Linked DNA regions of Mus musculus: regions 1, 2, 3, 4, 5 and 6 are each linked to region 7. A link is a loop called in an ENCODE intact Hi-C map of the cell type or tissue named here. Cell type or tissue: heart. All regions are shown on one strand. Links, peaks and the distances in the headings refer to the core of each region. The heading gives the core; the rest is flanking DNA. Region 1 overlaps Clip2 (CAP-GLY domain containing linker protein 2). Region 2 has its middle 11 kb from the start of Eif4h. Region 3 has its middle 36 kb from the start of Fzd9. Region 4 overlaps Clip2 (CAP-GLY domain containing linker protein 2). Region 5 holds the start of Eln (elastin). Region 6 overlaps Eln (elastin). Region 7 overlaps Tmem270 (transmembrane protein 270).

What was found. Hi-C counts contacts between places; a loop is a spot of excess contacts. Peaks named below come from ENCODE experiments on the same cell type or tissue, not always from the same donor. Only the 100,000 strongest peaks of a DNase experiment are listed, where the experiment ranks them.
Region 1: a loop joins it to region 7, with 6 times the contacts of the local background. A loop is called at or near these places in 12 of 42 quality-filtered maps.
Region 2: it touches region 7 in a loop (3-fold over the local background); 3 of 42 quality-filtered maps call a loop at or near these places.
Region 3: it touches region 7 in a loop (6-fold over the local background); 8 of 42 quality-filtered maps call a loop at or near these places.
Region 4: a loop joins it to region 7, with 7 times the contacts of the local background. A loop is called at or near these places in 12 of 42 quality-filtered maps.
Region 5: it touches region 7 in a loop (6-fold over the local background); 19 of 42 quality-filtered maps call a loop at or near these places.
Region 6: a loop joins it to region 7, with 6 times the contacts of the local background. A loop is called at or near these places in 4 of 42 quality-filtered maps.

What each region holds. Positions count from the first base shown.
Region 1 is chr5:134,492,526-134,496,525 of GRCm38, reverse strand. It overlaps Clip2 (CAP-GLY domain containing linker protein 2), which reads left to right. Exons shown (of 17, transcript NM_009990.3): 13 at 141-297; 14 at 2,158-2,317. Among named protein-coding and RNA genes, the nearest start is that of Gtf2ird1, 38 kb to the right of the region's middle. In heart, for the core only: a CTCF peak has its summit at 2,081 (motif pointing left); a DNase peak (open chromatin) is centred at 2,085.
Region 2 is chr5:134,648,500-134,652,992 of GRCm38, reverse strand. No RefSeq gene overlaps it. Among named protein-coding and RNA genes, the nearest start is that of Eif4h, 11 kb to the right of the region's middle. In heart, for the core only: a CTCF peak has its summit at 1,845 (motif pointing right); a DNase peak (open chromatin) is centred at 3,838.
Region 3 is chr5:135,284,484-135,288,976 of GRCm38, reverse strand. No RefSeq gene overlaps it. Among named protein-coding and RNA genes, the nearest start is that of Fzd9, 36 kb to the right of the region's middle. In heart, for the core only: a CTCF peak has its summit at 2,526; a DNase peak (open chromatin) is centred at 2,576; H3K27me3 peaks cover 520 bases.
Region 4 is chr5:134,498,106-134,502,105 of GRCm38, reverse strand. It overlaps Clip2 (CAP-GLY domain containing linker protein 2), which reads left to right. Exons shown (of 17, transcript NM_009990.3): 11 at 1,957-2,014; 12 at 3,933-4,000. Among named protein-coding and RNA genes, the nearest start is that of Gtf2ird1, 43 kb to the right of the region's middle. In heart, for the core only: CTCF peaks have their summits at 463 and 1,862 (motif pointing left); a DNase peak (open chromatin) is centred at 1,865.
Region 5 is chr5:134,745,824-134,750,316 of GRCm38, reverse strand. Eln (elastin) reads left to right here and starts at 2,994. Exons shown (of 37, transcript NM_007925.4): 1 at 2,994-3,160. The coding sequence starts at 3,076. Gm30003 (a long non-coding RNA gene) reads right to left here. Exons shown (of 4, transcript XR_868587.3): 1 at 3,009-4,493. In heart, for the core only: a CTCF peak has its summit at 1,891 (motif pointing left); DNase peaks (open chromatin) are centred at 1,976, 2,646, 3,176 and 3,916; H3K4me3 peaks cover 1,230 bases; H3K27ac peaks cover 1,398 bases; H3K27me3 peaks cover 1,179 bases.
Region 6 is chr5:134,706,255-134,710,747 of GRCm38, reverse strand. Eln (elastin) reads left to right here. Exons shown (of 37, transcript NM_007925.4): 28 at 603-641; 29 at 2,675-2,776; 30 at 2,865-2,927; 31 at 3,098-3,238; 32 at 4,144-4,182; 33 at 4,333-4,383. Among named protein-coding and RNA genes, the nearest start is that of Limk1, 20 kb to the right of the region's middle. In heart, for the core only: a CTCF peak has its summit at 2,190 (motif pointing left); a DNase peak (open chromatin) is centred at 1,277; H3K27me3 peaks cover 1,675 bases.
Region 7 is chr5:134,898,566-134,903,058 of GRCm38, reverse strand. It overlaps Tmem270 (transmembrane protein 270), which reads left to right. Exons shown (of 3, transcript NM_194065.3): 2 at 45-482; 3 at 1,164-1,466. The coding sequence ends at 1,448. Among named protein-coding and RNA genes, the nearest start is that of Tmem270, 5.9 kb to the left of the region's middle. In heart, for the core only: a CTCF peak has its summit at 1,879; DNase peaks (open chromatin) are centred at 1,288 and 1,844; H3K27ac peaks cover 521 bases.

The sequences.
Region 1 (4,000 bases), core at 1-4,000, 410 kb after region 7:
TGGTATCACTCCAGTTTAAGTGGTGCTGGGAATAGAACCCAGGGCCTCTGATTTGCTGGGGCCAGGGCTCTACACACTGAGCCACACCCCCAGTTTCCATCTGTGTTTGAACTCTCTCCGTTCCCTGCCGCTTCCCCCAGCTCTAGAAAACAAGTGCAAATCAGGAGAGAAGAAGATAGATTCTCTCCTGAAGGAGAAGAGGCGCCTAGAGGCAGAGCTGGAGGCTGTGTCTCGGAAGACCCACGATGCCTCCGGCCAGCTGGTCCACATCAGCCAGGAGTTGCTGCGGAAAGAGAGGTGAGCGCCCGGGACTCGGCCTCTGAGGTTGCAGAGATCTTTTCTTTTTTCTTATTTCTATTACCATCATTATTATTTTAATCTTTTTAGATGTGATTCTTTTATGAATATGAGTGTTTTGCCTGTGTGTGTGTCTGTGTGTCCTAAGTTGTGCCTGGTACTCTCAGAGGTCAGGAGATCAGATCCCTGGGAAGTTGAATTGCAGATGGTTGTGAGGCAACCCGTGGGCACTAGGAAGCCAACCTGATTCTCCTGCAAGAGCATTAAGTGCTCTTAACCGCTGAGCCATCTCTCCAGCCCCTCAGAGTTCTAACTGCAACGCTGCAAGCAGCACGTGATAGAGATGAGTGTGTGTGTGTGTGTGTTGAAGATTTGTTTATTTATGATTGTGTGTGTGCCTGAATATGCACTGTGTGTATTCAGCTGCCTGTGAAAACCAGAAGGGGACCTCAGATCCCCTGGATCTGGGCTTACAGATGGCTGCAAGCATCCATCTGAGAGCTGCGAATCAAACCCAGGTCCTCTGAAAGAGCAGCCAATGCTCTGATCCACTGAGCTGTTTCTCCAGCCCTAACTTCTGTTTTCTGGGGACAAGCTCTCCCTGCATACCCGAGGCTTGCCTTGAGTTCCCTAGTCCTCCTTCCTCAGCTTTCCATGTGCTGGGACTGTAGGGGTGAGGCCCCGTGCCCAGTTAATCCAGCATAAGTAACAACATGGTTTTCAGGTTCGTTTTTGTTCTGTTTTATTTTATTTGCCTATGGGAAGTTGTACATGCTATAAAAATGTGTGTGGGGACAGAAGATGTAACTTGCTGGAGTCCGCTCTCTTTTTCCACTGTATGGGCCCCAGGGATCGAACTTAGGTCCTCAGCCTTGGTGGCAAGCACCTTGACCCACTGAGGTATCTTGCCTGGCCTCTCTGACTTGGAAATAATGATCTCATTTACCTCTAAATCCAGCCGGGTCGCTGAGCACGATCGTGCATGTGATCTCAGTATTCAAGAGGTCAAGAGGTTCCCCCGAGGCTGTGGGATGTGACTCTGTTGGTAGAGAGCCTTCCCGGCACGCAGGACATCTGAATTCTGTGCCCAGCACCACGTACATCAGACATAATGGCTGTGACTGTAATCCTCAAACTCAGGAGGGGGAGACAGGAGGGTCAGGAATTCAAGGTATTACATAGAGTTGGAGGCCAGTCCAGGCTTCATGAAACTCTGCCTCAAAACAAAAAGGGAAAAGGGGAAAAAAAAAAAAGTCTAAAAAAACGTGTTGAAATCCGGGCGTGGTGGCGCACGGCACGCCTTTAACCCCAGCACTCGGGAGGCAGAGGCAGGCGGATTTCTGAGTTCGAGGCCAGCCTGGTCTACAGAGTGAGTTCCAGGACAGCCAGGGCTATACAGAGAAACCCTGTCTCGAAAAAAAAAAAAATGTGTTGAGTCTGGGGAGATATCTGCTCCTCCATATGATCTCAGATTGATTCCCAGCACCTACACAGTGGTTCACAAGCATCTACACCTCTAGTTCCAAAGGGTCCGACACAATCTTCTGGCCTCAGAGGATACCAAGCATGAGTATGGTACACAGGCATACACGAAGACCAGACACCCTTATACAGAAAACAAAAGTAAATATCCAAAGAAGAAACAAAAAACCCCAAAGCTCTAAGATCAGCTAAGTCCTCTTGATCATCCCACATCCAAAAGCTATTCCTCTTGGGTGTGGTTGACCCATGCCACATCCTTCTTGCTTGGCTCTGGTTACCATTGCCTTGTGGCTGGCGCCCCCTGGTGGTAGTGAACCTCCAGTCCAATGGCTCATACTACAGAGTTGCAGAATTGATGTGACTATCTGCCCACTCCAGGAGTCTGAACGAGCTGAGGGTGTTGCTGTTAGAAGCCAATCGCCACTCCCCAGGGCCCGAGAGAGACCTGAGCCGTGAAGTACACAAAGCTGAATGGCGGATAAAGGAACAGAAACTGAAGGATGACATCCGGGGCCTGCGTGAGAAGCTGACCGGGCTGGTATGTGCAGGCAGGAGGTGGGGGCGGGGAGAAGGGTTTGCCAGGGCTGTCCTGCTGCCAGGCCGAGGAGACCAGCGATCTCCTAGAGTCACAGTGGGGGGTTGAAAATTCAGTCCTCCAGGATCTCAAGCACGGAGCAGATGAAGGGCCATAGCCCCTTTTTAGACATCGTCACCAGAGATGTCCCTACATGAAAGAGTCTGCTCTGTCCAGAGCCAGTCATGCATAGAGGATTAAAAAATACATGCAGGGAGTATCTAACCAGAAACCAGGTTAGTTATCTAACCAGAAACCAGGGTCTGGGCTCCTTGTTAAGTAGCGTGTGGGGTTCTGTCAGTAGAGAGGCGAGAGGTTCAACTCAGGGCCCTGAAGCGCCTTCTCCGGTGGAAACTACTGGACTTTGAGCTGAGTTGCAGTGAGTGAGTGAGAATGGACTTATTGGCAGCGTAGGACAGAGCTGGTCCCACCTCTTTCCTTTCTGTTTCACATTTACAGCCCGATGTTCCAGCCGTCTCTGGCCACCTCTGGCATATGGATTGGGTGGATCAAAGAGAATGGGCCTCTTTTTACCCCCACACTTTGGGGCTTGGGGGTTAGATGTGTTGTTTCTGGCCCTGGAGGGATCCATGGGTTAGGCGAAGGTGGAATAATAAAGGATGCTTAGAGAGCTGAGAGGAGGTGACTCAATTGATAGACTGTGTGAGTAGAGCCCTGGGTTCTGTCCCCAGCACTACGTAAAATCAGATGTAGTGTCCTGTGCCTGTAATCTCAGCACCGGGGATGTGGATGTAGGAAGATCAGATGTTCAAGGCTATCCTCAGCTACATAGCAAGTTCTATGCTAGCCTGGGCTACATCAGACTCTGTATCTGAAACAGAGCTTTTTAAGCCATATGGGACCCATCTGGTTTCATATCTGCTCCTAGGTATGGGGTTATCAGGCCTAGCTGCTCTGCCAGTGTTTTGTGTCTGGCTGGTTAAATGCCAGCTCACATGTGCACCACAGGGTACTTGTGGCCTCTATGACTCTGTGCCACAGAAGGAGACAAAGACAAGGCAGATTTCCCAGAAGTGTTGGGCACAGGTAAAGGGAAGCTCAGATTTTTACCTGGAGCTCTGTGCTGGTAGACCAGCCCCGCACTTGGAAAAGCATAGTGGAAAGCTAGAAGATACATGAAAAAGCGCTGGGCGTGATGGCGCATGCCTTTAATCCCAGCACTTGGGAGGCAGAGGCAGGTGGATTTCTGAGTTTGAGGACAGCCTGGTCTACAGAGTGAGTTCTAGGACAGCCAAGGCTACACAGAGAAACCTGTCTCAAAAAACAAAACAAAACAAAAGATATGTGAAGAGTATGGGGCCCTGAGAATCAGGGAGATCTGCACAGAAACTCTGAGCTTGGCCTAAAGGCCCAGGCTGGGCTGAGCATTAAGGAGACGGGGCCCGACACGAGTGTCTTGGAATGCTTTGGTTGGAGACCAGAGTGGGGTGTGTGGACTCTAACCATTGTGGTGGAGGAGAGAGGAGACACTTGTAAGGAGCCAGGCTCAGTTGGGGGAGGGGGGTGTCACATGGACTTGGAAGAGAAAAATAGTGGGTACCAGTTGACTCTGGGTTAGAACAGAAGGGCTGCAGTAAGGATGGAGTGGTGGGTCTTAGGTTCTAGGGCTTGAAGAAGTTGGAAAGT
Region 2 (4,493 bases), core at 298-4,297, 250 kb after region 7:
GATACCTTTGTTCATGTTACCAATCCTTCTGGCAAGGTAACCATCTGCAGAATGACTGGTGGGCCGCTCTCCTCCCCCAGCCAGGGAGGCAGCCCAGGATGTGGTCCAATGATGTACCATCCCTGTCCCTGTGTATTAACCTCTGGACCACAGGAGGAAACAACCAATCCCTCTGGACCTGGAGCCCAATCAACCCTCAGAGATCTTGCTTCAATCAGGGATGAAAATGGGGGGGGGGATTGAAAATGTCACTTCCATCCCCTCTGATAGCACTGGAAGGTGGGGGAATGGTCATTGTGATTGCTCTATGAACAGGACTGCTCAGATTATTTTCTTTCAATAACCTGCTTTGTGTAAGCTGAAAGGAAGTAGGGAGGGAGAGAGAGGGAGAGGAGGGAGGAAGGGAGGGAGGGAGGGAGGGAGGGAGGAAGGAAGGAAGGAAGAAAGGAAGGAAGGGGAAGGGGAAGGGGAAGGGGAAGGGGATGGGAGGGAAGGAAGGAAAGCAGGAAGGGCCAGCCCAAGCTATCCTTACAGATTTCTAGCACTGGCTCCCACCCATGCCTGGTCGCAGGCAGCTGTGGATGGTAACAAGCTGCTCTCAGATGCTCTGTGCTCTGGGTATCAGCATCCTACTTACATTGGCACAGTCACAGCGGTTCAAGCTCGAGGACAATTTCACAACCTCACTTTGGAACGACCATTTGTCTTACCACTCCCTCCCACCCACCTTCTCACGCTAGCAGGCACTTAGGTGACCTGGAAGATGAAGAGAGAACAAACTTCCTTTGAGTTTTCCAGGAATCCTTTGAATGGCTCTACAAACAGCAAGCGTTTGGCCACATGCCCAACACTTTACAACACACAGGCAGCATGCCTGTAGCTCTCGTCAGAGATCTGAGTACAAGCTATAAAGCACACTGGATTCTGGGTTGGTCGGTGTGTTCATATTAACACAGGGACTCAAGTTGTAGCCTACATTGGCCTAGAAGATGGGACCCTCCTGCCTCGGCTTCTGGACTGCTGAGATTACAGGCGGACACCACCATGCCCATAAACATCTTTCCCTAGAGGTTCTGAACACCAGCCCTACAGAGAACACTCTCCTTACTCCTAGGGATTCTGACTCCATTATCCTGAGGGATTTAGGATTGCTGTGACTTGGCATAAGGAGGGGGATTAGAATATCTATTGATTATCTGAGCGAATGCAGTAATGGGTAACTTGGTTGAGTGAGATGGTTCAGTAGGTAAAGGAGCTGGCTGCCAAACCCGAGTTCCATCCCTGAGACACACATGGTGGGGAGAGAGAACCAATTCCTCTAACGTTCATATGCATAATGTGACAACGTGTGCCTCTCCCAATAACAAAAAGTAATATGTTAGAAGTTTATACATGCCATTAATCCAAACCACTCTCTCCAGAGATAGATGAATCTCTGAATCTGAAGCCAGTCTGACCTACATAGCAAACTCCAGGCTACCCAGGGCAACATAGTGGGACACTGTGTCCAAAAAAAAAAAACAAAAACAAAAATCAAAAACAAAAACAAAATAAAGGGGCTGGTGAGATGGCTCAGTGGGTAAGAGCACCCGACTGCTCTTCCGAAGGTCCAGAGTTCAAATCCCAGCAACCACATGGTGGCTCACAACCATCTGTAACAAGATCTGACGCCCTCTTCTGGAGTGTCTGAAGACAGCTACAGTGTACTTACATATAATAAATAAATAAATCTTTAAAAAAAAAAAAAAACAAAATAAAGACGTTTCATTTTCTTTTAAAGAATTTTCTTATTTTGTATGTATGTGTTTATGTGTTTTGCCTGCGTGTATGCAAGTGCCTGCAGTGCCCTCAGAGACCAGAAGAGGGCGGCGGATCCCTTGGAGCTGGAGTTGCAGATGGATAGCAGCAGCCATGGTGGCAGCTGGGAATGGAACCTTCATCCTCTAGAACAGCTAAACCCCCCCAAAAAAAGCCAGCCCCTCAAAAAAAAAAAAGTTCTGTTTTTTTGAGTCAGGGTTTCTGTGTGTAGCCTTGACTCTCCTAGAACTCACTCTGTAGACCAGGCTGACCTTGAATGCAGAGATTCACCTGCCTCTGCCTCAATGTTGGGATTAAAAGTGTGCGCCACCACTGCCCTGGCCTCTAGGTACATTTTTATGATTTGATTTGTTCATTTATAGGGTGTCAGTATTTGGCCCAGGATGGCCTTGGCCTCAGCCTCTTTTTTTGGGGGGGAGGGGTTGGGGGGGGGGAGAAAGCGTCTCACTACATAGCCCTAGCTACAGAGATCTTCCTGTCTCTGCCTCCCACCATAGCCTATTACCTCTACCTGTTGAAAGCTATAATAGACATGGCCTACCATGTCCAGCAGAGCAGTACAATCTTTAAGAACTAGGACCTCTCAGAAGGTAATCAAGTCTCTGAGGCACCACTCTTGGAAGAGATTAGAGCAGTTCCTGAGAGAGCAGCTGTTACAGGGGAGCCTGGCACCCACTCTGTCCCTCTTCTACCCTGGCCACTCTCGCATGTGCTCCCACTTTTCTGACACCAGGTATTATCAGATTTTCACCAGAGCTGAGCCACAATGGGTCTAACATCTGAAGCTCCACAGTTCTAAGCGAAGTAAATCCTTGATTTATGGAGAGGATGGCTCCGTGGTCGAAAGCACTGACTACTCTTCCAGAGGTCCTGAGTTCAAATCCCAGCAACCACATGGGATGTTCATGCAGACAAAAGATTATACAAATAAATTTTAAAAAACAAAAGAGTGCCAGGTGGTGGTGGTGCATGCCTTTAATCTCAGCACTTGGGAGGCAGAGGCAGGCAGATTTCTGAGTTCGAGGCCAGCCTGGTCTACAAAGTGAGTTCCAGGACAGCCTGGGCTACACAGAGAAACCCTGTCTCGAAAAACTAAAAAAAAAAAAAAAAAGACCTTATCCTTATTAGTATAGTGGTCAGTATTCCCGCCTGTCACAGGAGAGACCAGGGTTCAATTCCCCAACGGGGAGAGTGTTCACTGAGAGTAGTGGTGTTTACAACTAATTGATCACAACCAGTTACGAATTTCTTGGGGCTAGAGAGATGGCACAGCAGTTAAGAGCCCTGATTGTGCCACCACGCCCGACATAAGTAAAGAATTTTTAAAAGAATCAAACATGCTGTGTGGTGACACACACCTTTAATCCCAGCACTTGGGAGGCAGAGGCAGGTGGATCTCTGAATTTGAGGCCAGCCTGGTTTATACAGAGTGAGTTTCAGGACAGCCAGGGCCACACAGTGGAACCCTGCCTCAGGGAAAGAAAGAAAGAAAGAAAGAAAGAAAGAAAGAAAGAAAGAAAGAAAGAAAGAAAGAAAGAAAGAAAGAAAGGAAGGAAGGAAGGAAGGAAGGAAGGAAGAAAGGAAGGAAGGAAGGAAGGAAGGAAGGAAGGAAGGAAGGAAGGAAAAGAAAGGAAGAGGAAGGGAAAGGGAAGGGAAGGGAGAAAGAAAGAAAGAAAGAAAGAAAGAAAGAAAGAAAGAAAGAAAGAAAGAAAGAAAGAGGGAGAGAGGAAGGGAAAGAGAAGGGAAGGGAAGGGAGGAAAGGAGAAAGAAAGAAAGAAAGAAAGAAAGAAAGAAAGAAAGAAAGAAAGAAAGAAAAAAAGAAAGAAAGAAAGAAAAGAAAGAGAAAGAAGACAAAGACCATTTTGTTATAGGGAGAATGATAGAATTTAAAATTTTTAATATCTGTGTGTGTGTGTATGTGTGTGTGTGTGTGTGTGTGTGTGTGTGACTGTCTCTCTCTCCTAAGCAGGGCATGCCTCCAAACCCATGACAGGAAATTCTTAGGCAGCTGCTCTATAGCTTGAGCCACGCCCCCAGCCTCTCCCTGAGGGATTCTAGGCAGGGGCTCTACCACTGAGCCACGCCCTCAGCCCCTCCCTGGGGGATTCTAGGCAGGGGCTCTACCACTGAGCCACGCCCCCAGCCCCTCACTGGGGGATTCTAGGCAGGGGCTCTACCACTGAGCCACGCCCTCAGCCCCTCCCTGGGGGATTCTAGGCAGGGGCTCTACCACTGAGCCACGCCCCCCAGCCCCTCACTAGGGGATTCTAGGCAGGGGTTCTACCATTGTTCTACATCCCAACTCTTTGTTTTTGAGCTAGAGTCTCACTGTATAGCCCAGGGTGGCCTCCAACTTTCAATCCTCTTCCCTCTGCCTCCCCCATAGCTAGGACTCTAGACATGTAACCCCACATCCAACTTATAAAATTCTTTTAGACACCGCTTGTCTGTGCTGCTGTTTCCTGTTTCCTTAGAGAACTGCGCCTGCACTCTTCTGCTGCCCCTCCCCGACCCTGGAATACTCCTGGTCAGAGGACTCAGTGCCCCTCATCCAGCAAAGCCAAACATCCACTGGGATCCAGAGAGGGCACTACATCTCAGCTTGGAACAGGTCACCAGAGTCCAGGAAGCGTCCCCACCCCTGCCCCCGGAGCAATGGTTCCTCAGAGTGAGAA
Region 3 (4,493 bases), core at 245-4,244, 390 kb before region 7:
ATCTCCTAAAACAGTGACACTGGGCTAAAAGGATGCTCACCCTGTACCATTGTCCCTATTTGGATGTGTCCTTTGGGTGGAAAAGCTCCCGTGTGGAAGTCTCAGGTCCCAGCTAGGGCACTCCTGAGAAGAGAATAGATCAGGAGGGCACCAAGTCACCCTTGTCAACCCACCGATGAGTTCATAGCTGAAGAGCTTATACGAGGGGAAGCCTGGTTGGGAGAATGCGCCCCCCCCCAATTGGGACTAGCTTCCCCCCCCCCCATTGGGACTAGCTTGGCCCTGTCTCTGGCCACCATGAAATGAGCAGCTCTGCTGCATCCTGCCATCCAGCTGCCACCTGCTTACCTCTGCCCAGGCCCAGCTGACCATGCTCTAAGGTCCCTGGAACATGAACCAGTGTAAGCCATCTTTGTTTATGGCAGGTGTCTTGTCACAGTGGCTAGCTCAACCATGGCTGGAGAAGCAATAGGACAGAAAACTTCAAATTCAATGGAGGAGCTAGAGAAAGCACCCAAGGAGCTAAAGGGATCTGCAACCCTATAGGTGGAACAACATTATGAACTAACCAGTACCCCGGAGCTCTTGACTCTAGCTGCATATGTATCAAAAGATGGCCTAGTCGGCCATCACTGGAAAGAGAGGCCCATTGGACACGCAAACTTTATATGCCCCAGTACAGGGGAATGCCAGGGCCAAAAAAATGGGAATGGGTGGGTAGGGAAGTGGGGGGGAGGGTATGGGGGACTTTTGGGATAGCATTGGAAATGTAATTGAGGAAAATATGTAATAAAAAATATTAAAAAAAAAAAAGAAAGAAGACTTCAAATTCTTCCGAGGAACTGGGAAAAGAAATCATAGCATGGCTACCCCAGAGAATGCTTCACATCTGTTCAAGGATAAGGGGGAGGTCTCGGTTAGGTCACTGATACAGCTGGGTACAGTGTGAAGCACCTGCTAGAGGTGCCCTTGTGATTTTCTTCCTGCTGAATGCAGCAGAATGGCTCCCCCAGTTGTCCTCACACAAGCACTTCAGTAAGCATTGCGAGGTCCCTCGTGTCTCCCTGCCCTGACATCAGCTGCTCCTCTGATACCTGAACCAGAGAGCATGCAAGGCTATCCAGCATAGTCAAGGTGACTTCGTTACAATTTCCTCTTTTAGTTTCCCCTCACTGGGGGATTCTAGGCAGGGGCTCTACCACTGAGCCACACCCCCAGCCCCTCACTGGGGGATTCTAGGCAGGGGCTCTACCACTGAGCCACGCCCCCAGCCCCTCACTGGGGGATTCTAGGCAGGGGCTCTACCACTGAGCCACACCCCCAGCCCCTTTCTGGGGGATTCTAGGCAGCTTTTCTGCTACTAAGTTATATCTCAACTCAGCCTTTTTTTTTTTTAAACTCTCCTTTGCTAGGCAGAGTCTCCTAAGTTGCCTATGCTGGCCTGGAACTCATTCTGTAGCCAAGATAAGCCTTGAACTTGAAATCTTCCTGCCTCAGCCTTCCCAGTAGCAGGGATGACAGGCATGCCCCCACCGTTTCCAGCTATCCACCCTTCTCAGGTAAGGTGGGTTCCAGGGCTTTGATATCCCCTTTCTAGCTCCCAGCGTGTTGTCTCCTTCTCCATGCTTCATGCTTTGTATGTGTGTTCTTGTGAAATGTGTCCGTGTGGATGCCACATAGCCAGACTCCCTGGTAATGTGGGAACAGATAATGGGTGTCTCTCACCACCTCTGGGCAGCCAGAGGTCTGGGCTCTGCAGTGCTCAGCCTGCCACCATTGTGTGGCCACACTCACCTAGGGTGGAAAAGGCTGCCTTAGAATGGACCGGAAGCTTCCAGAACCATCTTCCTAGGCAGACACAGTAGGGATGACCCCTCCCAGGCCTTGCTCTAGCCACAGTGGAACGGATCCCCAGGGTCACTTTAGAATTAGCCTCTGAGTCCCAGGGAAGGAAGGTCTGTGGCACAGGTGGGTCTGAAGAGAGTACAAGTGCTTAGGGTTAAGCACCCACCCGTGCTCGCCAGTGTTCTACATTGAAACACACCCCAGCCCTCGGATCCCATCGCTCCACCAGTTGCTGGTTTGGTGGTTATTATCCACTGCTGGGCACTGAAATCGAGGACCTTGTGCATGTTGGGAAATTCCTACAGCTAAGCTACACACCCAGTCAGCCCTTCTTTGTGTTTTTTATATTAACATAGAGTCTCATTTGCCCAGCGTAGCCTCAGGCTTTCTACCCTCCTCCCTCAGTCTTTCTTCTCTCTTTCAAAAACGGAATTTGAAGGACTGTGAGTTCACACAGGGCATCGGCACATGTGGCCAAGCCTGGTCATCTTGAGTTCCAGCCACAGGGCCAGCGTGGTGGAAACAACTCCTGCACCCCAACATGGGATACATAGCATACATGCACACACCACAGGCAGAGAGACAGAGACAGAGACAGACAGACAATGAGACAGAGAGAGAAATAAGGATTTGAGCTCTCAGAACCCAGTCCACAAGGATCAAACTGGCTCTTGCGGAGCGCATCAGACGATAGGGGGCGACATAGCCCACGTCATGCTGTCAGTCGCAGCCATTGACCCCTGGGATGCTCACTATACCACAGGCAGAACATTGCTGACAGCAGGGCCCAGTCAGGGATGTGATCTCCACACTGCTGGAATGAAATGGTTCCAGGGTCAGAGAGGGGACCTGGGTGGTAATAGAGGCTGGCCCCACACAAGGGTACAGTGTGTGTCCTGACTCCAGTGTACCCCTCCCTCCACAGACAAAATACAGACAGGGGCTCATTCCTCCGGCACTCTGGAGAAAAAAAAATTTTTGAGACAGGGTCTTAGTATATAGCCCTGGCCTTCCTGAACTCACTCTGTAGACCAGGCTGGCCTTGAACTCAGATTTGCCTGCCTCTGCCTCCTGAGTGCTGACATTAAAGGCGTACGCCACCACCATCTGGCCGGTGACTTTTATAAAAGACAGAACCTCACTCTGGCTGCCTATAACTTGCTGTAAAGGCCAGGATGGCCTCAATCTCAGAGATCCACCTCCCTCTGCTTTCATAGTGCTGATCTTTTTTTGTTTTGTTTTTTTATTTTTGGTTTTTCAAGACAGGGTTTCTCCGTATAGCCCTGGCTGTCCTGGAACTTACTCTGTAGACCAGGCTGGCCTTGAACTCAGAAACCTGCCTGCCTCTGCCTCCCGAGTGCTGGGATTAAAGGCGTGCGCCACCACTCGCGGCTCATAGTGCTGATCTTAAAGGTGTACACCACCACACACAGCTCCATCTTATCTCCTGAGATGCGACCTCTCACTGAAACTAAAGTTCATGGCTTTGGGCAGACAGGCTGGCCAGCAAACTCCTGCGATTTGCCTCTCTCTGCCTCCCCCATGCTGGGGTTACAAGCACAAGCCACAATGCCTGACTTTTTAACCTAGGCTCTGGGAATCAACCTTAGGTCCTCATGCTTGTGTGGCAAGCACTTTGCAAGCTGAGCCTCTTTCTAAGAAAAGCCCCTCGGAGCTCACAAGACCCCCGTGGCTAAAGCCCTTGCTTGAAACTAGCCTTGGCTACCTTCCCAGTGCAATTAAAGAGAATGCTGGGAGAAAGCAGAGAGCTTGAACCAAGTTTTGTATGTGAAAGAGAGACAGATAAGGAGGCTGGCAATCCCAAGACTGTTTTGGGGGTACTGACATGAGCTTTAGGTTTAATATGAGAAAGAATCAGGGTAAGTAGCAGGCAGGCGTGGTTAAGCAGGCCTGGCCAGAGCATAGTCTGGTGGATCAATGTCTCAGCTCTGTGAGGTGATCCTCAGAAGTCATTGTTTGAGGGGACACACTGGTTCAGGTGACTGTGTCTGCTCGGAAGCTGATCTCATCCTTGGCGATCCTGTCTTCAAAGCTCTGCTGTCCCTGAAACCCAAGGTGGCTGCAGACTTGGGACAGTGATGGAGAATCTCAGATCTCTTTTGGAGAGTCTAGAATGGGGCATCATAGAAGCCACTAGTAAGATAGCTCCATACATCCTCACTCAGCCTAGGTCCCAGCAAGGCTTTTGTCTACTGGGAACCTCTTATGGGATGGACCTGGTGATGCAGGCTTGTAGTCACAGCTATTAAAGGAGCTGGAATGGAAGGGATTCAGGTTCAAGACCTGCCTTGGCAGGAGAACAAGTTCAAGGCTAGCCTGTGTAACTTATCAAGGTCCTATCTGATGGGTGGTGGTGTACGTCTTTAATCCCAGCACTCAGGGAGGCAGAGGTAGGTGGATCTCTGTGAGTTCAAGGCCAGCCTGGTCTACAGAGTGAGTTCCAGGACAGCCAGGGCTACACAGAGAAACCCTGTCTCTAAAAAACATAAACAAATACCCTGTTTCAAAGAAGAGAGGGAAGAGACAGTGATCCCCAGTGAGGAGTGGGGGGGGGGGGGCAGGGAGGCATGGTGCAGTGGTCGAGTTACTGCCTAGCATGTAGGAGGCCCTAAGGTCACTCTCCAGCA
Region 4 (4,000 bases), core at 1-4,000, 400 kb after region 7:
CTGTGGCTAGGGCTGCCCAGAGCCGCTTTTGCTCTCTGTACCTGGCACTCAGGTACCACCCACAAGAAAGGCACAGAAACTGTGCCTCCCAGATCCTTGTCTCATCAGACACCTATCCAGGGACACGAAGATGTCCCTTTAGCCTCTAGAAAGGTCACAGCCACCATGACCCGCTTTGTCCCAAGTCTAGAAATGCCTACCTTTATGGTCCTTGCCCCAGATGAGCATGCCCCGTTGGTCCCTGAGGGATGTCAGGGAGTGTAGAGAGCCCCGTTCGTTCTAGCAAGCCCAGAAGGATGTTTTAACTGGCTCTGTGCTCCATATCGTGCACTGGTCCATTTCGAGGTTTATTGTGTTTAACCATGCACAGATATGCACATGTTGCATACCCAATGCCCATGGAGGCCAGGGCTTCCTGTACCCTGGAGCTGGAGTTCCGAGTGGCTGTGAGCCACCTGGCTTGTGTGCTGGGAATTACACTCAAGTAATCTGCAAGCGCAGTGCACACTCTTAACTGCTGAACCGTGTCTCCAGCCCCCAGTAACTCATTTAAAATACCCTTACAAGGGGTCAGCTAGGAGCTTGACTCTCTAATCCATTCACGGTATCTCTCGCAGTGTGGTGTTTAGGGAATCAAGTATCTGTAGCTCCAGGTCTTAGAAGAAAAGACATCTTCCTGCCTTGTTTCTTTCTCTCAGGAAGGAACTTTTTTTTTTTTTCCTTATTTGTTTGTCTGAGATAGGGTCTTGCATAGCCCAGGCTGCCCTCAAACTCGCTCTGTAGCCGAGGAGAACCCTAAATTCTCTATCCTCTTGTCTTTAACTCTCAGGTGCTAAGATTACAGATCTGAGTCACCATACTCCACCTTGCTGATACATGTGTGTATGTATGTGTGTGCATGCTCACGTGTGTGCACATGCGTCTATGGTGTGCATATGTGTGGAGGTCAGAGGTCAACCTTTTTGTACCAACTTTTTATTTTTTTGGACTGGTCTGGAGCACGTGACATAGGTAGGCTAGGTTGAATGGTTGGCCACTCATCACCAAGGATCGGCCTGCTTCTGGTTCCCAATGCTTGGATTACAACTGTGCACCATTGTGGTGTCCAGCCTTTTTTTATGTGGGCTCTGGGGCCCAGACTCCAGCCCCACTGCTTGCCTTTTACCAAGTGAGTCAGCTTCCTGGCTCACCGGGTTTTCTTTTCCAATCAATGTTTTCTTCCTTGGCTTCTGAGTTTACTACTAAGTATTATGAAGAAGGCAAGGCAGTTAAGTCCCTAGATGAGCTGGCCCTAGATGGGCCATCCAGGCTCTGTTGTACACATTGAGTGCTTGTTTTATGATTGAAGAGCTGGGGGCGTGGCTCAGTGGTAGAGCCCCTGCCTAGAATCCCCCAGGGAGGGACTGGGGCATGGCTCAGTGGTAGAGCCCCTGCCTAGAATCCCCCAGTGAGGGGCTGGGGGCGTGGCTCATTGGTAGAGCCCCTGCCTAGAATCCCCCAGTGAGGGGCTGGGGGCGTGGCTCATTGGTAGAGCCCCTGCCTAGAATCCCCCAGTGAGGGGCTGGGGGCGTGGCTCATTGGTAGAGCCCCTGCCTAGAATCCCCCAGTGAGGGGCTGGGGGCGTGGCTCAGTGGTAGAGCACCTGCCTAGAATCCCCCAGTGAGGGGCTGGGGGTGTGGCTAAGTGGTAGAACACTTACCTAATATGAAAAAGGTCCCAAGTTTCACCCTCTGCTCCTTGCTCCCCAAAATAGCAGTTCAGGGGCAGCAGGGGAATTCTTACAAGGCAGCTGGAAGCCAAGTGGGAGCTTCCCTTTTCTCAAGGAGAGGGATCCAAGTGTGTCTGCTCCCCCTGCTGGCGCATTGGGTCCCTGCATCCCCAGGGCCCCTTTTCACAGGTGGAGGTGTGGCCTGGGTGGTATGGCAGGCATGTCCCCTTACAGGACTGTTCTTTCAGGTGATCGAATCCAGTGACCTTTCTGAGGAGACAATTCGGATGAAGGAGACTGTAGAGGGTGAGTAGCCTCGGGTAGGAGTCAGGCTTTGTGGAAAGCTAGCTGGATGCCACCTTGGAGCTGAGTCACGAGGTCTGCCATCAGCGACTCAGTGAGCGCCTGCTGTATGTAATCACCCCTCCAGGAGTGAGTGTCATGGGATCAGGGAAGGAAGAGGTATATCCGAGATTCAAGAACCACCTTCATACCTGGAGGCCATGGCACATACCTTTATTCCCAGCTCCTGGGTGTCAAAGGCAGCAGATCTCTGAGTTCAAGGCCAGCTTGATCTACAGAGTGAGTTCCAGGACAGCCATGGCTGTACAGAGAAACCCTGTCTCAAAGAAAAAAAAAAAAAAGAAGCAGACAAACAAAAACTGTTTTCCATGCACTGTTGAGATGGCTCTGTGGGTAAAAGGCTCGCTGTCGAGGTTGACGAGTTGAGTCCCATCTCCGGTGGCACATGGTGGCAGAGGGGACTGGACGTCTGCAAGTCGTCCTCTAACTGTCACCTTCAAGCTGTAGTACACACACACATCTACACAGTAAAATTAATGGAATTTGGAAACGTTTAAAGGTAAAGGGCTACCTTCCCTGTCTGGGATATTTATAGAAAGGGAAAAACCAAAGGATGTAGGGGTCAAATTGCAAATCTCAGGAGCTTCGGACTACAAGTGGTCAATTGCTCTTACCTTGGTGACAGTCCCGTCCCTCTAGAAAACAGAAGCCTTTGTGCCTAGTGCTGGCTTTTGTAACTTATTTGGTGTTTACCTTATTTTTAAAAATTAGATAAATAATGTTAGGATTAGAGTATATAAATTATATCATATAAATAAAAGTTAGATATAAGCTGGTGTGATGGCATACACCTTTAATCCCAGTACCCAGAGGCAGAGGCAGCTAGCCTGGTCTACAGAATGAGTTCCAGGACAGCCAGGGCTACACACAGGAAGCCTGTTTCAAACCCCCATTTCCCCCAAAATCATACATAAACTAGCCACGCACATGCTTATAGTCCCAATTCTAGGGAAGCTTAGGCAAGACTGCCGTGAGTTCAAGGCTAGCCTGGGCTATATATTGAGACCTTGTCTCAAAAAATAGTCATGTGGGATAGGATTCCCATGAGTTCAAGTTTAACTTGGACTATATCTCAAAATTCTTTGTTTTTTAAGATTTATTTATTAATTTTATTTATGTGAGCACACTGTAGCTGTCTGTAGACACACCAGAAGAGAGCATCAGATCCCATTACAGATGGATGTGAGCCACCGTGTGGTTGCTGGGAATTGAACTCAGGACCTCTGGAAGAGCAGTCAGCGCTCTTAACCACTGAGCCATCTCTCCAGCCCTCAAAATTCTATTTCAAGGAAAGTAGATATAAGTTGGGGGTTGGGGGTGCGGCTTGGTACAGTGCTTGTCTAGCATGCATGAAACCCTGGGTTCTATCCCCAGCACCATATACAACTGGACCTGGTGATGCATGTCTGTGATCCTAGCACATGGGAAGTAGAGGCCGGAGGAACAGAAGTTCAGGGCTATCCTCAGCTATGTAATATGTTTGAGGCAGCCTGGGCTATATGAAAGAGATTGCTGATAGATAAACTAATTAACTTGAGAGCCATCAGTATTTTTTTAAAACATTGTCCTGATGGTCTTGCAAAGCAATCCAACACAGGATCCTCTTTCTGGTTCTGTGGCCACCATCTTTATTCCACTGTTCCTCCATCCTTTGCTTGAGGAGGCTAAAGAGGTGAGGATCCATGTTCCCTAAACCACTTACTACTGGGTCTTCCTCTTCCTCTGGGCAGTGGCTCAGAAGATGAGAAAAGACTTTCACCTAGAGGCTGAGTATGACCCCTTTTAGGACTCCTTGAGGAAGGTTCACCTCTTGCCCACACTTTGGGTGTTCATGGGTCCCCATCTCTCCTTTCTCTCCTAGGCCTGCAGGACAAGCTGAACAAGAGGGACAAAGAGGTGACAGCCTTGACATCCCAGATGGACATGCTC
Region 5 (4,493 bases), core at 303-4,302, 150 kb after region 7:
TGTGTGTGTGTGTGTGTGTGTGTCTCATGGAGCCCAGTCTGGCTTCAGATTCACTACGTAACACAGATGACTTTGGACTTCTGTTTCTTCTGCCTCTGCCTCCCAAGTGCTGAGATTCCAAGAATGCACCACTATACCCATGTCTTTTGCTCTATAAGATCAGGTATTGCAAAGCAGCCCAAGCTAACCTGGAGCATGCTATTTAACTCAGGCTGGTATCACTCTATCCTCCAGTCATGAAGATGGTTCAGGGAGTAAAGGAAGCTTCCTGGAGAGCCTGATGACCTGAGTTCAAGTCCCAGGACCCGCTTGGAGGGAGCAGTGAGCCCATTCCTGCAAGCTCCTCTGATCCCCACATGCATGCCATGGCACATACACACACAATGGAACTGAACACTACGACCTCCTGCTCCCGCCGCACAAGCGCCGTGCCAAGCTCTGAGATGATCCTCCTATCATGTCTCCCTTTTCCAAAATTCTGGTGATGTCTTGGGTGGTAGATCATGGGATGGGGGAAATTGTCTAAGATCTCAGACTGACACAGTAGAGGCTCTGTTGAGCCAGACAGCTACACCACAAACGGGGGCAGAGATTGTAGACCTAGCTTCAGCCATGATACTGTTGGTACCAAATGGATACAGAACACTTCTGGGCTCAGGGTAGAAACGTGTGCCCAAGCTTTCCTTGTCTTTGTGCTGAGTTTCCTAGTTAAGGATAGCTGGCATCAGCAAACAGATGAGACAAGCGAGCTCTACAGAGGTACACAATTATCCCAATGCTCAGGAGGCTGAGTCAGGAGGCTCTGGGGTTCAAGGCCAGCCTGGGTTATATAGTGAGACTGTGAGCATCTTGGAAGAAATGGAGGAAGAGAGGAACGGGAGAGAGGGAAAAAGAAGTAAGGAAAGAGAGAAGGGAGGGGAAAGGAGACAGAAGGAGAAAGGCAGGAAGGAAGGAAGAAAGGAAGGAAGGAAGGAAGGAAGGAAGGAAGGAAGGAAGGAAGGAAGGAAGGGGGAAGAATGAAGAGGAAGACATAGGAGGGGGAGAAAGGAAAGAGTAAAGGGAATTATGGGGAAGAAATAGAAGGAAGGAGAGAGGAAATGAAGGAGGATAGAAAGAAGAGAGAAGGAGGAAGAGGAAGAAAAGTAGGAGAGGGAGAAGAGGAAAAAGAGGAGGAGGAGGAAATGAAGGAGAAGAAAAGAAGAAGGAGGAGGAGGAGAAAGAGAAGGAGGAGGAGGAGGAGAAGGAGGAGAAGAAGAAGGAGAAGGAGAAGGAGAAGGAGAAGGAGGAGGAGGAGGAGGAGGAGGAGGAGGAGGAGGAGGAGAAGAAGAAGAAGAAGAAGAAGAAGAAGAAGAAGAAGAAGAAGAAGAAGAAGAAGAAGAAGAAGAAGAAGAAGAAGAAGAAGAAGAAGAAGAAGAAGAAGAAGAAGAAGAAGAAGAAACACAAGAGCACCAAGACAAGAGAACCAAAAATTAGCCCAGGTCCACCTAAGCCACCTGCCTTTGATCTCCCACCCCCACCTCCGCCAATGCTGTCATCTCTGCAGACTCCTCTATGCCCTGTACTGTATAAGACATCTGATAAGACATCTTTAACTCACCCCTCTGCACCACCCCCTACAAGAGAAAGACTCTAGGACCTATGGCCTAGACTTTTTCTTCTAACCAACTATGACCTGTATACAGCAAGCAACCATCTCCCTCTCCTGTCCTACAGTACTCCACATACACTCAGGAGTCTGAGAATGACATAATCTTTCTCTGACCTACACTTCACATTCCTTAAAGCCTTACAGGATCTCCATATGCTCAGGGACAGGGTGGCCAGGGCACTGATCGCAAGCTTTCCTGGAGGGCTCTCTGCTGGTTCAGCATAGGCTGCCCCCTTCTGGCCAGTAGAGGAATAGCATCATCAAGCCTTCCCAGAGCCTCCAAGAGAATCAGTTTCCAGATGCAAGTGAGAGCATTGGACAGGTGGTGAACAAGCAAGAAGGAGAATACTGAGTTAATAGTCACCTGCACAGAGCTCCCACCTCCATGTTCCCTACCAGGCACCTAAGACCCAGTATGACCTCTGTTGGACACTGTGCCTTGCTCAGGGGCGGTGCAAAGCTGTGCTCGTGGCCCTTACAGAACCAACCAACACCTTATGCAAGGATCATCTTTGAGCCCTAGGGAGACACTAAATACATGGCTCTCACTCCCAAGCCACTCGCCTGACCTCAGCCCCTTGGTCTCTGCAACCATAGACCCATAGATCCAACACCCTTTCCCAGGCTTCAAACAGATGGCTAAGACCTGTCTCAACCATGATGAACTAGATCGTATGTCAAGGTCTCTAATCTGTTCCTAAAATGCCCCCACGGTACCATGTCTATCCTATTCTCTCTCCCAGACAATTCTGCTCGCAGACCTTGAACTCTATAGGCAGACTCCCTTAGCCCCATCAACCTACCTAACCCAGTTTTGGGTAAAGCCTGTCTCTAGCCAGGCTTGGGGGTGTTGGGGTGTCTGCAGGACCAGGGTGGGAGCTGAGGCGCGGGACAGCTGGCCTGTGTCCCCACACTGGGCCTGGGGCCCAGGCAGAGGGGCGGGGGCCTGGCTACTCCAGCCTTGGCTAGGGCTGGGATTTTTTGGCCGGGCTGCCTGGGCCCTCCCTCCTGCTTCCTCTCCAGAGGGCTGTCCTGGCAAAGGCCCCCCTTGCACTTTCTGGCGGGAACAGGGCCAGGAGCAAGCAAACAGCTACAGAGGGAAAGCGGGAAAGCGATGGGGGGGGGGGGGGGCAGAGCACGCGCGCGTCAGTGTGTGTGTGTGTGTGTGTGTGTGTGTGTGTGTGTGTGTGTGTGTGCAGGAAAATAGACCCATAGTCGAGGCAGATTCAGCCTAGGAGGCTTGCAAGTCTGGCCTTTCGTAATTGCCCCCTCCCCCGCGGCCCCCTCCCCCAGCTCCCCCTCCTCCCGCCCTCCTCTCACCCGCCCTCTCTCCCTCCCTCCTTCCCTCACAGCAGCCTACCAGGCAGCAATTACGCTTTGGGGATAAAACGAGGCGCTGAGAGCAGGCTGGGGCAGTCCTCCCCGAGATGGCGGGTCTGACAGCGGTAGTCCCGCAGCCTGGCGTCTTGCTGATCCTCTTGCTCAACCTCCTCCATCCCGCGCAGCCTGGAGGTAAGGGGCCCCTCGCCGGTCCCACGCTGCCCCTCGCTGGTCCCACGCTGTCCACAATCTGCGGGACCCTGCCGGCCAGGTGGCAAGACTGATGGGGAATCCCGGAGATGGATGAGCCCTTCAGCTCCAGATCCCCCCTCCTCGAGACAGGGAGGGTTCTGGGAACTGTCTCCTCTTGGGAGCCAGCTCCGTGTTAGGGGTCCTGTCAAAGCTACACTCCCGCCAGTCAGGATGGTCCCTACCTCCTGTCCAAGCTCGAAGGGGTCCTCTGAGTCACCTGAGTACTTTCCAGTGGTGGTGGCAGTTTGCATACCTGTGCACACCTGTGTACATACCAGCCTGGGGAGAGACAATCCTGGTTTGTCTTTGCTTGGAGATGTTCGGATTCTGTGTGTGTGTGTGTGTGTGTGTGTGTGTGTGTGTGTGTGTGTGTGTATGCGCCCGTGTGTGTTTCATACTATGTTGCACAGGTGTCAGTGTGAGGTTCTAGCCAAGCATGTCCCTGAAGGAAATGTGTCTGGGATGGTATGAAGGTCTGTTCACAAGTCCGTTCCTAGACAGATGGAGGTACAGGGAGGCAAACCGTGAAGTTGTGTGATGGGATCTGCCAAAGTCCAACACCCAGCTGGGCGTGGTGAGCCACACCTGTGACCCCCAACATGTAAGTTCAAAGCCAACCAGACCCCGTCTCAAGAGCAACCAGGAGGGTTGAGGACGTCCCTGTTGATGGAAGGCATGCTAAACATTCTCAAAGCTCTGAGTAAACTAGGTGGGCGTGGTGACACATACCTGTGTGGTGGTCATCGGAGGATCAGGAATTCAAGACATCATTGGCTACCTAGTGAGCCATTTGGGTTCTATCAGGCTGTCTTAAAAAAAAAATGTCCTAAAGACGTCTGGTGCCCAGGTGTAGGACGTCACTGTGTGTGTGTGAGCGTGAGCGAGTCCATGCCTGTATGAGGGTTTGCTGAGATGGAATACAGGCCAGAGCGTGAGCTGGGGAAAGTGCCCATCTCCTGGCAATCAGGACATGGCTGGTATCAGAGGCTGAGCCTCAAGGTATCCTTTTGGTCATCTGATATGTATCCTGACCGGGCATGTTGGGTTATGGGGAGGAAGGAGTCTGCTCCCAGATGAAAGGTGCATCCAGCTGTGGGGAAAGAGGTGTGAACCTATGAACCATCTGCTGGGGTCTGGTTTCCCTAAGAGACCTCATTGTTGTGGGAACCTGAACTTGGACTGGGGACAGGAGGCTACAGGGCGGGGTTGGACAGGGCTGTGGTCAGAGACTGAATAAGAACAGCATCTGTCCCATGAGACTTACTTGCTGGGG
Region 6 (4,493 bases), core at 288-4,287, 190 kb after region 7:
CTAGAAACCCCCAGTGAGAGGCCGGAATATGGCTCAGGGGTAGAGTCCCTGCCTAGCATGGGTGAGGTCCTGGGTTCTATTTCCAGTACCAAGCAGAAATAGAGCAAATGGGGTAGTACGAGAGGGAGGGGATGCCCAACAACTCCAGAATGTAAGGTTTTAGAGGGAGGTATAACGAGGCTGTAGACCAGTTAAAAGAGCCCACCTAACACCCACAGAAAGGAAGGTAGAAGTTTCTTTCTCCAGGCCAGTCTGTTATCTTTCTGAAAATGCACTAGGACAAGGATGTCACTAGGAACCCCAGTTCTTCATCATGTGACTGCTGAACCTCACTATGGGCCCAGTCACAGTAAGGCAACACTGGGCCTAGAGGGTATAAGAAGGGACAAGCATAAGAGTCCCAGTTGTACAATGTCAGGGTAAAATACTGGAGCCCTGTATCTACAAGTGACCCCTCCCCGCCCCCTGGCTAGAGTGCTATAGAGTTTCAGGGCTTTAAAACATATGATCTAGATAGAAGAAGTCAGGATGGGCTTCCTGGAAGAGGTTACAGAACCCCAGGTCCAGAACTCAGCAGCTGACCGCTTTCCTTTTTTCCACAGTACCTGGATCGCTGGCTGCATCCAAAGCTGCTAAATATGGTGAGTGCTACACATCAACTGGTCCCCTTGTCACTCCCACCAGCCTTGACAGTATAGGGCTGAGCAGTCATTCTGAGGGACATCTGAATGACAGCCATAGTCCTACCACTTGCCCATTAACCCCCGTGTGGCAGCCAAACACGCCTGCTGTGCCTGACATGGTGGTACACACCTATAATCCCAGCTCCTGGAGAGTGGAGCCAGGAGGTTACCCTTGGCTACAGGGAGAGTCCAAAGCCAACCTGGGCTGTATTATATATACCCTGTCTCACCCACAACAACTCCTAACTCCAAGCTCCACTCCGACCCTGACAGTTTCTGTGGAACAGAGGGAATGTCACTGATGTTGGTCCTACAAGACTGGGCAGCTTCAGCCCCCGCTCCACTCCGCCCTTTGGCCAAGGAGCTGTGGGGTTATGGATATTCCTTGTGCAGGCATCCCCAGGCCTCCTTCCTCCTTTCCTGTCAGCATGACTTTGCCCAATACACTCCAGCCTGGAGGACGTGGCAGACCCGCGTGCCTTGCCACTTGGCACTCTAGCCAGACCCACACTGTCTGTGACCCCCACATTCCTGGCCTCCTCAAGAGGCAGGCAGGGGGGCCTCTGCCAGGGATGCGCCAACTGGCCACAGTTTATCTACTTGAGGCCAATTTCCACCTCGGAAAATCCCATTCCTCAGCTACACACACACACACACACACACACACACACAGCCCCTGGTCACCCACAGCTTCCTCTCAGGTTCTGTGCCAGCTGCTCTTGGCCCTAGTCAACAGACTTTACCAGGGAAACGCACTAAGGCTCTCCTGGAAGAGCAGCCACTGGGGCCTTTCCTGCCCTTAGGACCTTGAACACAGCATTCTGTTTAACCCCTTCCTTACCTCAACCTTCTCATCGGTAAAACTGGTATGACTGCCTAGAATGGCAGACCACACCTGGAAGCCAGCTTTTCAAAGGCTGAGGCAGGAGAATCTCAGGTTCAAAGGTAGCATGGCCTAAAGAGCGAGAGCCTGACTCAGAAAAGAATAATCCAAAGAAAGATGAGTGCCTGCCTGAGATTCCCAAGCAAAGGGCTTGAAGACATGGCTCAGTGGTAGAGCCCCTGCCTAGAATCCCCCAATGAAGGGCTGGGGGCGTGGCTCAGTGGTAGAGCCCCTGCCTAGAATTCCCCAGTGAGGGGCTGGGTTTGCGATTCACTGGTAGAGAACTTGCCTAGAGTCCCACAGGTCTAGGTTGCATTTCTGCCTTATGTCCCTAGGGTATGAACACATCTTTGAAAAATAGGACTCTGAAGGTAGGATGCTACCTGTCATCCTAGCAGTCAGGAAGCTGAAATGGGATCAATAGGTCATGAGTTCTAGGTCCGTCTCAGCAACTTAGTGAGACCATCTCACTAGGACAAAAAGAAAAGAAAAGAAAAAAGTAGGGGCTGGAGAGATGGCTCCGTGATTCAGAGCACTGACTCCTCTAAAGTCCAGCTCTGACTCCAGAGGTCCTAAGTTCAATTCCCAGCAATCATCTGTAATGGGATCCGATGCCCTCTTCTGGCCTGTCTGAAGACAGCTACAGTGTATTCATATACATAAAATAAATAAATAAATCTTTTAAAAAAGAAAAAAAGTAGCTGGGTGGTGGTGGTACTTTTAATCCCAGCATTTATAAGGCAGAGGCAGGTATATCTCTGAGTTCAAAGCTAGCCCAGTCTACAGCCTGAGTTCCAGGACAACCAGGGCTATACAGAGAAACCCTGTCTTAGGGAAATAAAAACAAAAACAAAAACAAAAACAAAAAAACAAAAAACAAAAAACAGAAAAACAAAAGTCAAAAGAACAAAGTTCTAGGCATATATATATATATATAGCATATGCCTATAAACTCCTGTACTTAGGAGATGAAAGCAGGAGGGTCAAGAGTTCTAAGCCATCCTCAGCCATGCAGAAAACCCAAAGCCAACATGAGCTATAAGTGATCTGGTCTTCAAACGACAAATGAAAATATGGGTACTGTCCCTTAAGGGTCCTCTCTCCACAGGAGCAGCAGGTGGCCTTGGTGGCCCTGGAGGTCTCGGTGGCCCTGGAGGTCTCGGTGGACCTGGAGGACTTGGTGGGGCTGGTGTTCCCGGTAGAGTAGCAGGTATGTTTTTGCTGTCCCCAAAATGGGTTGGCTGGCAATGGAGCCTGAGACTCCCATGCAGTTCCTCCTTGAGTCCCTGTGTTCCCAGGAGCTGCACCCCCTGCTGCTGCCGCTGCTGCTGCCAAAGCTGCTGCTAAGGCTGCCCAGTATGGTAAGCAAGAGTTCAGCTTCCCTGGCCAATCCCTAAGCCCCTGGGGCCCAGCCACTTTCTGGCCATTGGGAATCCCAGAGATGACTGGGAGCTCAGAGACCCCTTGCCAACAGGGTCTTAATGAGAGTCTTCTGACAGTGTGTGTAATGCATGGGTCTCCCCTCACTCAGGCCTTGGTGGAGCCGGAGGATTGGGAGCCGGTGGACTGGGGGCCGGTGGACTGGGAGCCGGTGGACTGGGAGCTGGTGGACTGGGAGCCGGTGGACTGGGAGCTGGTGGACTGGGAGCCGGTGGACTGGGAGCTGGTGGAGGTAAGCTGCAGGCCTTGGAGTTAAGGAGTAAGTGAGAAGGAGAAAGAGGCGTACCAAAGCCGGTATGAAGACAAACAGACTGTCATCCAGCACTCAGGAAGCGAAGGCAGGAGGATCATGAGTTGAAGGCTAACCTGAGCTACTTAGTGAGTGCAAGGTCAGCCTAGGATATGTTAGATCATGTCTGAAAGCAAAGGGGTAGAGAGCTTAAGCAAGCAGGAACCAGGCTGCCTGCTGACACAGAGGTACCTAAACACCTGTCTTCTCCTCTCTGTCAACCCACCAGGTGAGGGCTTATTAGCATATTATAGTCAGACCCATTTCTCATTCTGGAGAGGAATTACTTCCCTAAAGTCTCTACCATCACGGTGGATGTGTGCTTCTCTCTCTCCTCTCTCTGCCATTGTGTCTCCCTACCTAAACTACCCTGTGTGCGGTATGCCCCAAGACTAGACATATAATAGCAGCTTAAGGTCCACTGGTAGTGCACTTGCCTAAAATCCCCCTGTGAGGGGTTGGGAGTATGGCTTAGAGGTAGAATGCTTCCTAGAATGAAGGGCTGAGGGCGTGATCAGTACGAGAGTGCTTGCCTAGAATCCCCCAGTGAGGGGCTAGGTATGTGGCTCAGTGGGAGAGCCCCTGCCTAGAATCCCCAGTGAAGAGCTAGAAGAGCATTACTGAATGGTAGGACACTAGCATGCATTAGATCCTGGAGTTCATTCCTAGCACCAGAGAGAGAGAAAGGCAGAGACAGAGACTATTAGAAAGATGGGTGTGAAGGAGGAGGGATGGTGGAATGGTGGGATGTGGATATGGGTGGACAACTCAGGGGCAGATGCTGATCAGCTAAGTGGGCTGGAGTGGGAGAGAGAGGTGGCTTTGCTGAACTCTCCTGTTTCCTCCAGGTGTGTCCCCTGCTGCAGCTGCTAAGGCAGCCAAATATGGTGAGTTCCCCTGTGGCCTCCCTGTCTCCAACAGGCTTGTACCCCCATTACCACAACCCACACCTGCCTGTCTCATGGTACCCCTGAAGGTCTTGTCCAGAGTGCCAGCAGCCTTGTGTCCACTCTGACGCCCCTCTGTCCTCTCCCCAGGTGCTGCTGGCCTTGGAGGTGTCCTAGGAGCCAGGCCATTCCCAGGTGGAGGTATGGCTAACTCTTGTATTGTTCTCAGATCTGCTTGGCTCTGGGGGACAATCAGTGGGGTTCTGGAAACTAAATTCACGTGAGGTCTGTAGATGGAAAAATCGCTCTAG
Region 7 (4,493 bases), core at 276-4,275:
GTTTCACCCAGGTTGGTGACACTGGTGTCCCCATCTTCCTACAGCTGATCCAGAACCGCACTCACTTGTACCGCTTTCTGCTCCTGAAGATGGCCATCTTTCAGCACTGGGTGTTGGGGCTGGCCCAGGAAGCCCGGGGTTCAGGCAGTGACCAGGCCCGCCAGCTTCCGGAAGTCATCATAACCTGTGCTCTGAGTTTGGCCCTTCGAGCTGGACTAACATTGCTGTGGGTCCCCATGTGGCTGCTGCTCTGGGGACCCAGGCTGGCATACAGAGTCGGGCTGTGCTGCACTCGTACTGTGAGGTTGGCCCTGGGGCATCTCTGTGTCTGTGAACCTCTCGGTCTGTCTCCAGCCACCTTCAGGGACCTGTTTCTATCCTGCCTGCACAGCCTGATGCTGGTAGCTTTGCTGCTGCTGCTGCTAACCTGGAAGCTGATGCAGAAAGCCCATCACTTTAGTCTGGGCTGGCTGCCCAGTCAGGTGGGTTAACAGGGATGCAGGCTGATGAGCTTGGGGACTTTGGGTGTGGCCACAGCTGGTCAGTACTGGCCATGGGAAGGTCCTGGGGGCCACTTAACATGCTGTCTGTCTGTCTCTCTTAAATTATTATTATTAATGTGTGTGTGTGTGTGTGTGTGTGTGTGTGCATGTGTGTGTGTGTGTATGGCAGGAAGCCAGAAGAGGGCATTAGATCCTCTGTAGCTGTAGTGACAGGCAGTTGTGAGCTTGTACCTACATTACCTAATGTGGTTAATAGAGATCAAACTGGAGTCCTCTGCGAGAGCAGTATTTGCTCTTAGCCGCAAACCCATCTCTACAGCCCCGTACAACATTGCTTTTAACTTTTTTCTCCAGAAAGTCTCTTTAAGAAGCCCTGGCTGTCCCAGAACTCCATCTGTAGACCAGGCTGGCTTTGAATTCTTACAGCTCTGCTTGCCTCTGCCTCCCAAGTGCTGAGGATCAAAGGGGTGCGCTCCCACCACCAGGCTCATAGAATGTTACTTAAAAAAATTTGCATGTTGCACACAAGTGGGTGTCAGCATCAGGGTTTGTTTCTTTTCTTCCACAATGCTAGGGCTGGGGCCGGGGCTCAAACTTGGCCGACTTGAGCCATCCTTCCAGTCCTTACCAATGCTCTTGCCTGGCCGGACCCTCCTGCAGAATTCTGTGTTGCTGGAAGCCCCGGCCCTGCTGAGACGCCTCTACCTGTGGGTGGAACACAGGACCACACTCACTTCCTGGAACCTGGCCTATCTTGTCACTTGGACGACCTGCCTTGCTTCCCACCTGCTTCAAGCTGCCTTTGAACACACAACCCAACTGGCCCAGGCCCAGGAAGTCAAATCCCAGGAGACCTCGGGGCCCCCGCCTCAGTTCTTAATTCCAGAATCCTCCACCACTGAGTCTGGACCCCTCCCACCCCAGCCTGAAACCCCTGGAGAATAAATGTGTCCCCCACCTGCCCCTCCGACTCACCATCTTTTTGCCTCGCTATTCTGTGGAAGTCTATTCTGTGCCATGTGTGCACATGTGCATCTGTGTACCTGTGCTTGTGAGCGCACAGGGGTGAAATCCCAGGCTCAGCACTTCTGGAAGGAAATCACATTCCTCACGTGCCTCTCAGGTGTCAGGCATCAACCTCCTCTGACACTTTACATATCGTTTAGTTCGTCTCCTAGCAACCCTAGCATCTGGCTTGACTCTCATTTTCCACACTAGAAAACTGGGCCTCTGAGATCGGACATTCCCAAGGTCATGAAATGTGTCAGCGTCGGCTCAGGTCTCCAGATGGCTTTGTTTCCCAGGTTGCTATGTCTAAATCTATGCCCCTGGTCCTTAGCTCCCTAGGGATTTAAAGGGAGCTGGGCAGTTAGAGGCTCTGACCTCTTGGGGGTGCCAGGAGCTCACAGTTTAGAGATGTAGGCAAAATTTTGGAGTAGCTCTCCTAAAGTCTGAAAGTAGCTTATCCATTCACCCACATATAGGAATGGGTCTGCATGCTCACCGCTACATATACACACCCGCCGACTATCCAGAGGACCTCTCTCTCCTCCTTCCCTTCTTCCCACCTTTCCCTCCCTCCCTCCCTTCTCCCTCCCTCACCTCTCTGCTCCTCTCTCCCCCATCTCTCCCTCCCTTCCCCTCTCTCCCTCTATTCATCCATCCCTCCATCTTTCCATCCCTCCTTCCCTCTCCCCCTCCTTCCCTCCTTTCTCCTTCCCTCTATCTACCCATCCCTCCATCCACTCAAAATTCACCCATTTAACCATCCTTCCAAACACCTCAAATTCATCCATCTATCCTTCTATACATCCAAAAGTTCAGTTACCCCCTCACCCACCCACCCATCCATCCATACACCCCAAATTCATTCTTCCATCCCTTTGCTCCTAAATCCATCTGTCTATCCCCAAATGTATCCCCCATCCCACCCCCATCTACCCATCCTGCTCCCCCCACACACATGCATTCGTTTGCTCTTTTCTCTTTCCAGAAACGTCATAGCACAGACTATCAACCTCCCCCAGGCAAGGGAAGACTTCTCCAGTCTCCTCAGCCTCTCACTGGCAAAGGCAGGCTCCTTCAGACCCAGGCTCACCCAGGCTCTGCAGAGTCCTGGCCTTAGATGAGTGATGCGTATGAGGAAAGAGGAGGGGCTGATTTCCTGAGGGTCAGCCGTCACCTATCACCCCTTTCCCTAGCTCAAGACCTGGCATCTGTGTGAGTGTGTGTGTGTGTGTGTGTGTGTGTGTGTGAGGTTCAGAGAACCTACGTTCCCCAGCCTCACCCTGTTCCTCATCTTCAGGGCAGCTAGTGCCTCCCTTATGACTGTAAATGGTCTAGGTTAGATGTGTCTTCCACGTTCTTCCTCCAAATACAAGAAGCAACTTACCTGCCTTCGAGAGACCTGAGTGGGCTCTTTTTGTTCAACGTGGCTGGAGCCTGTGGAATGACCTACAGGCCCCTGATTAAAGGGCAGTCTCTTCTGGGTTCCAGAGCACCCACAACTTATTGGGAGGACCTGGGTACCAAACCCGTGAAAGTGCTTGAGCTGCCAGGAACCAGGGTTAAGGCCTCAGCATTGAGACAGAAACAGCAAAATACAGGTGGAGAGGAGTTCAAAACCCAAGAAGGGAGAGGAAGGTGACAAAGGTCTGAGTAGGGTGTGTGGGGGGGGCACAGTGTAAGCAGAGTGGGGCTGGGGGCCAGGGTGGAACCAGCCCTGGCATTGAACTGAGGTGAGACTGTCTCTCTGTGGGACTGACACTGGCAATTGTTTTTTTTTTACTAGCTCCCCTGCTTCCGTGTGGCATGAGTTCATTATGTGTGCACATGTGCAGACATGCATGTGGTGGCAGGAGGTTGACACTGGGTGTCCCCTTTATGACTCTCCACCTCTCTCCTTGCACCTGAAGGTCACTGATTTCGCCAGACCAGCTGGCCATCTACATCTCCAGACCCCTGTTTTTAGTTTATTATTGATGTTGTTTGTTTTTTGAGATGACATAGCCCTGGCTGGTCTGGAACTCACAATGTAGACAGAGACCTGCCTGCCTCAGCCTCCTTAGTGCTAGGATTAAAGGTGTGTGTCATCACTCTGGGCTCCTTTTACTTTGAGATAGAGTCTCAGCAATTGGTCCATGCAGGCCCTGAAACTGCAGTCCTTTCTCAATCTCCCAATAGCTGGGATAACGGGCCTGAACCACCAATCCCGGCTCTGGAGGCCCCTTCAGGCTTTGCTCTTGAGTGCCCCATCTGATAGCTAGTCTACCTGCAGACTGCTTAGGCAGACCTCTGGTATATACATCCCGGCCCACTGGATCTTTACATAGCTACATGGGATCTGATCTCTGGGATCCCTGGCCCCAAGATATCACTGCATTTGCTTTAGAGCCTTGGAGATAAATACCCCAGGCCTTTAAAGACCCTGGTTGCCTGGGACCAGGGTTTGGGAGAAAGGACTAGCGTATCCTTCCTGTTGCTGCTCCAGCCCCTGCCCCTCAGCTCACTGCAGGACTATCGTCCAAGCTGAACAACCAACCATCTTTTGTGTCTGTGTGCAAAAGATTCCCATGGCCGTGCTGGTTCACTGCTGGTGGTCCCTCATAGATGGGAGGGCAGGGAAGGCTCACTGGATCCTCTCACCTTATTTTCAGCCGTTTGTACACAGCCCTGCCCTTACGGCACATGGCTTTGGGAAGGCTGGAGTACACAGGCTGGGGAAGACTACGGGAAGGGGATGTCAACTCTATGGTCACAAGGGAGACATCGTCAAGCTGCATTGTCACATTGCATGCAGACCTTCCAGGGTAGCTGCTTTGTGGTCACCCATTCTTGTGAGCCCATAGTCCTTTGCTCAAACTGTATAGGAAAACCTAATAAACTTATTAGTTCTCTGGGTAGAACTTTGGTTTGTCAGTGGTACCTTGGGAAGAGGGGAATAAGATGGTCACACTCCTCCATGGAAGGGATTTTAGCAACACACACATT